Regions from separate parts of the Homo sapiens genome. Here region 1 is linked to region 2. A link is a contact called in ENCODE Hi-C or POLR2A ChIA-PET data. All regions are on one chromosome and are shown on one strand. Each heading gives the region's core, a stretch centred on a gene start or an enhancer-like site at or near the end of the contact. The rest is flanking DNA. Distances are from core to core; before and after follow the strand shown.

Region 1 (2,804 bases), core at 242-2,741, 220 kb after region 2:
GAGATGAGTGACTTAAGTCTAGAAATGTCATGGCATTTGACAGGGGTTTGAAAACAGTAGAAGTCCTTTTTGCACCCAATAAGAGCTGCATTCAGATTTGCAGAACTTGCCTTCGCAATGTTCCCAGTAGCCCTTCGTCGAGGCATTCAAAGGCTACCATTTGTCCTAAATGTTTCATCACAATCCCCTTGTTTTCCAATGGGAAGGTCAGGCACTGACCTTTAGTGGGTACCCTGGGTACTGCGTTTGATGCCTCAAAGACAGGACCTCCTCTCATTTCTCCTGACAGCTTCCATGCCATGAATATCAGGATTTGCTTTCACCAATGGGGGGTGGGATATCCAAGAGGTTAAGTGACCTGTCTGCTGGTAGTCTTCTGAAAATATGGGATTGAGACTCAGGTTGGTCAGACACCCAGGGCACTCCACCCACATCACCAGGCCAACTCTCCACGTTCAGTAATAGAAAACAATACATAAGTATTGGAATGTTTCTTGCATTTGTTTTGAGCTTTGCACATGTGCAAATATCTTAAACAATCATTGTGGGCATTGCCAGGGAGAAATGTACAGGAAGATCACACAGCAGCGTCCTGCCAAGGTGGTGATGCTTATGTTAAAGCTGTGAGCTAAAATGATCAATTATTTCATTATTTTATTGGATTTTCCTGACACATTGTTAAGAAGGTGAGGCAAGAATTATTAATCTTACTTTAAATATAGAGAAACTGAACTAATAAATCAAGAGCAAAGAAGCCAAGGACTTCTCTTCATATTAGCAGAGGTCAGAAAGGAGCTAGTCCGTCAGCCTGAAGGGTTGCACCTTCGACATGGGCGTCTGGCAGCACATTGTGAAACTGTGCTCTCTAATTTGTTAGCTACTAGCCACATGTGGTTACTTACATTCAAAGTAATTCAAATAAATAAAGTTAAAAATCCCATTCCTCAGTCATACCCACTATACCTCAGGTTCACAATAGCCTCCTGGGGCAGGTGGCTGCCATCTTGGACAGCCCAGAAAGGGAATGTTTCCATCACTGCTGAAGGCCTTGCTGGACAGTGCACATCTGAAGACTCTGCACCCAGACCACCAACTTGGGGCATTTTAAATTAGTCACGTGGTCCGCCCCATCTCTCTTTTCCTTTCCATCCTTCAACAAGCTGCTATCCTCACTACCATCTGGGGTCCCTGTGACCTCCCTGTCTGTCCCCTTCTAATGCCTGGCCCAGGGGCAACCAGTGTTTAAACAGTTGCTGGAAGGCCTGGAAGGGCCTTGGCTCCTGGCAGCTCCAAGACTCTCAGTGGAGCAGTGCAGCTGCCTGCTCTGCCCTGCTGTGTTTCAACTAATCATCCACAGTGTGGAAGAAGGGGGCTCCAGGGGGAGGAGGAAGGAGACTTCTGGAAGGTGAGGCACAGCAGGGTGATGAAGAGCTGCCAGGGAGCCAGACATCTGTGCCCAGACAGAGTTTCACCGATACGATCTTTGTTACTATCCTTGTGAGAGATAAACAACTTGCAGGAGCAGCGTGCAGGGAGGAAGTGCCCTGCTGAGAAAGTGGTGTGCAGAGGCCAGACACTCAGCCCCTGCGGTCAGGCCCAGGGCGAGGAAGGCGGGGGAGGGGAGGAGGCAGCCCGGGCCCCCCGCACAGGTGACAGGAGTCACGGCGCCCACCACAGATGTCACCCAAGAGAGACGTGTGAGCCTTGGCACATGAGGTAGTAGAGGTTCTGTGAGAAAGAGGGGACAAAAAAACGGCAGAAGAAAAGTGGGGCTGAGCAGGTTGAGCTTTGTCCTGCATATCGAGGCTAAGGATTGGGATTTATAACCTGAATCTGCCACTTACCCGGCTACTCTGCAGTTGGGTAACTTCTCTAAGACTCAGTTTTACCATCCAAAAAAATGGGAGGTCTGTTTTCAAGATACATTGTCACAGTGTGCCAAGGTTTCTCCTTGAGCAGAATCAGTAAGTTGTTCTTCCATGAATCAGAGTTCAGATGGAGGATGGATGGATGGATGGATGAATGGATGGATGGATGGATGGATGGATGGATAGAAATTCTATTAAAGCATTTTGTTTTGTACAATGGATAGATGCATGCCTTTCTTTCCCAAAAGACTAGGAGCTATTCCAAGAAAAGGGATGGGTCTAATTCATTTGTAAATCTTCATGTGTAGCGCAATTCCAGATACACCTGCTCAGAAAAAAAAAAAAAATGAAAGGAAGAAAAAAAGGGAGGATAACAGAAAAGGAGGAAGAGGATGCAATGGGAACATATGTTAAACCTCAAATTCATTTATATATGAGGCACTGTCACTAAGATTTTTTCTGTGTGGATTAACTTTGGAGTATGGTGATACCTTCAGATCTGAGTTTGGGTTTAGAGTAAGATTGCAAATAAAAATATAGGATGCCCAGTTAAATTAGAATTTTAGAAGACCAACAAATATTTTTTTCTCAGTATGCATACACAATATTTAGGTCACATTTGTACTCAAAAATATCTTGCTCATTTGAAATTCAAATGTAACTGGATGACTTGTGTTTTATATGGTAACCATAGTTTTTGGAGGAAGAAAAAAAAAATAACAGGCCTTTGGACTTGTCATTAACCTACACGTGTTTGAGCACATTTCACCAACGAGCTCCTCAGTGAGATTTGGGGTAAAAGCCTAGTTAACAATAAGGGCACACTCTGCTTCCTGTTTTCTATGTTCCTTGTACAGATATCTTCCCCCAGGACAACACAATCACTTAGTCGAATACATATAATAGAAGCCTAAGTATAGCCAGTGATTTCTAACA
Region 2 (2,810 bases), core at 294-2,793:
TCTATGTATCAGAAGTAAGTGTTCTTTTACCCATTACCTATGAAACACTGTTCGTTATTTTACTGGCTACTAGGAAGCTCCTGCCTAAATAATGGCTCCCATTGGTGAATTACACAGGAATTTATGGAAACTTTTTCAGAATTGACCTTATGCCTGGCATTATTGTATTTTACTTCTACCCTTATTCACCCAGATGTAAGTTTACCACCTGTATTTTTCATAAACTATTAAAAAATACATGGATTATAAACAAATGAGCTTATCTTAGACATACCCTTTGAGACTGTTTGAAGCTTGTCTGCCCACTGGACTTTATTGTATTCTTGCTTAATGCTTTAGCTCTGCCTTTGAGGAATAAATGAAAACACATGTGGAAGACAAATCACTCCTTGTCCTTCCAAATATGCCATGAACTGCCTGATCAAAGGGAAATGAGAAAAGCCACTTTTCAAATGGGGCCCCAGGGGTCCCTGAACCAAACCAGTCTCTCTGGGGCCAGGAAGGACAGATCCCCAAATCTGCTCCAGTTCCCCAAGGTGCCTGCTGGACCCAGCACCTTTGCCCTCATCATCAATGAGAGGAAGCATCGATGTAATCCTTTATGCTTGGTGGGACTGTGGGAAATAATATCACAGACAAACACTGGACCCCCAGGAGGGGCCTTCTTCAGATGACAGGAAGGCAGACACAATTGCAAATACCTTGTGCCTGTGTCTTCTAAGACAAAACAGTTGGACTCTTTGGACACATGGCTGATCTTCTCTCCACACATAGGGTAAGAACAATTCTATTCCTTACCCCATGGCTACCAAAGTGATGGATTCCTAATGCTGGGCTGACTGTTTCATGCATCTTTATGAGTACCACGTGGGACTTCTCACTGAGTTTACGATGAAATGTGAATCCCTAAACTCGGATTTTGGGGCCTTCAGGAGCAGCTTCCTCATTCTCCATCTCTTGTGTTTCTAATTCCCTAAATTTTACATGCTCTTCCTTAAGTCCATTCCTTTGCAGTTAACTTTAAAAAATGATGATGATAGCAAAAATAACAATAATGATACTAATAATACAGTAAGCCCTAGCTGAGCTATAGTCATCCTTTCCACTCAACTGAACACATCTTTAGAGAGTCTTCTCTTTCATCATCAGATGTGTTAGGCAACCTACTTTGTGACCTCAGCTGATGCCTCTATATATTGTAATACTGTGTTTTATCAACTTGTCTATGATTCCTTGAGGCCAACCAAAGGCGATGTTCAAGCTCTTCTTTCCATCCCTAGCCACTAGCTCAGTATCAGGTGTTTAGGAGATGCAGAATGAATGTTTGCCAAATTAATATGCACATAAGTTAAATAGGACCCCAGTCGGTTATATGGGTTTAGTGAGTCACAAAGAAGAAAGTGGTGTGGGGACGGTTGGAGGGAACAGAACAGGAAGAAATAATACCTCCTTGAATCAACAGTGTCTACATCACCTCAGGTGAAAGGTGAGAGAGAGAGGCAGGCACTTCCTTCTTTAGAAGGATCAGAGGGAGCAGGAGGCTGAGAATGTGACCATTCACCCCACTGAATTAGACCTAGGGATGGTGACATGCCCGGCAGAAACTCCTGTGTGGGGCCAAGTCATCTTGGCCATGCAGGCAAAGACATGGTGAAGCAAGAATCTCTGTGGGAACATTTTGTAAAGAAGAGGCCATCGAGGATGTGGGGTTTTACAAACAACCTTCATCATTATGAGAACCGTTACCACTGTTACTACAGGAAACTGTGCACACAGTAAAAATGAGATGGCAAGCACAGGCTCTGTTGCAGAAGAAGAAATGGAGTACATTTCCTGATAGTAGAGTAAGAAAGAAAAAAAAAATTCTGAGCCACTATGACGCTGCCTAGTAAAACATAGTGAGAGACTCCTGTGTAATTTTAAATGTTCTGTTAGCCACATTTTAAAAAAATGTAAAATTAAACAGGTGAAATGAAGTTTAATGATGTATTTGACTTAACCCAATTCATTCAAAATATTATTTCAATCAGCAAACCACACAAAATTATCAATGAGACATTTTACTTTTTTATGGTATACTGAGTATGAGAACTTGAGTTTGTTTTCCACCCACAGCATATCTCAATTCAGGCTGGCCACAGTTCCAGTGCTCCATAGCATAGTGTGTTGGTCACTCTGTCCTGGAGGGCATAGGACGCTGAGCACTGTCTTTACATGGTCCCTGTATCTAGTGTGTAACTGACTTTGAGGAAATATGGACAAGGGCTTTTAATGACAAGAGGCAGACCTTGAGGTGGGCCACATGTCACAGATGTCACAGCCAAAAGACTTCTACTTTGGTGGTCCCAAGGCCAGCATAAGAGGTGCTGTGAGATCATAGAGGAGCCCCTTCCCTTCTTGATGAATGGTCTGCATCAACACCTACAAAATAATAGTTTGGACCAGATGATGATAGTCTCTTAAAAGTATCTGCATGCATCATCTCCAACCCGCACCACCACTCCAGAGCTAGAAGTCAGACTCAACATTCACACTGGCCCTCATATGTTGGGTATGACATTGAAGGTCACATTCACAACAAGCCACAGAGCCAAGATGGGAGCCTACACCTGTGAGTCAATTCACTGGCTTGTGGCAAATAGTTAAGGGCACTTTGCTTGTTATTCTAGGAAAAGATATTGGAACTCTGAATTGTGCGTATGCATAACAGATTTGATTTGCTCAATTGATATGAATGACTACATCACCAGGTAGATGACCTCTGTTCTGTGGTACCTCCTGCCTTCTCAATTAAAAACTTTGCAGGCTGC

The links. A loop is a pair of places that touch in the nucleus more often than their neighbours do. ChIA-PET counts read pairs that join two places held with the same protein, here RNA polymerase II (POLR2A). Pooled maps may share reads with other maps.
Region 1: a pooled map shows a loop between it and region 2 (2.6-fold over the local background). The contact joins two enhancer-like sites. A Hi-C loop is called at or near these places in 1 of 168 maps with a recorded cell type or tissue (CD4-positive, alpha-beta T cell) and 5 of 50 pooled maps. POLR2A ChIA-PET finds 5 or more read pairs at or near these places in 2 of 52 experiments (GM12878 and naive thymus-derived CD4-positive, alpha-beta T cell).

The regions. Positions count from the first base shown.
Region 1 is chr14:98,208,925-98,211,728 of GRCh38, forward strand. No RefSeq gene overlaps it. Among named protein-coding and RNA genes, the nearest start is that of LINC02295, 74 kb to the left of the region's middle. Within about 2 kb of position 1,492, at least 3 of the 41 ENCODE cell types and tissues checked have a DNase peak (open chromatin) inside an H3K27ac peak, as active enhancers do; they include CD4-positive, alpha-beta T cell, where a contact is called at or near this core.
Region 2 is chr14:97,992,673-97,995,482 of GRCh38, forward strand. No RefSeq gene overlaps it. Among named protein-coding and RNA genes, the nearest start is that of LINC01550, 16 kb to the left of the region's middle. Within about 2 kb of position 1,544, at least 3 of the 41 ENCODE cell types and tissues checked have a DNase peak (open chromatin) inside an H3K27ac peak, as active enhancers do; they include CD4-positive, alpha-beta T cell, where a contact is called at or near this core.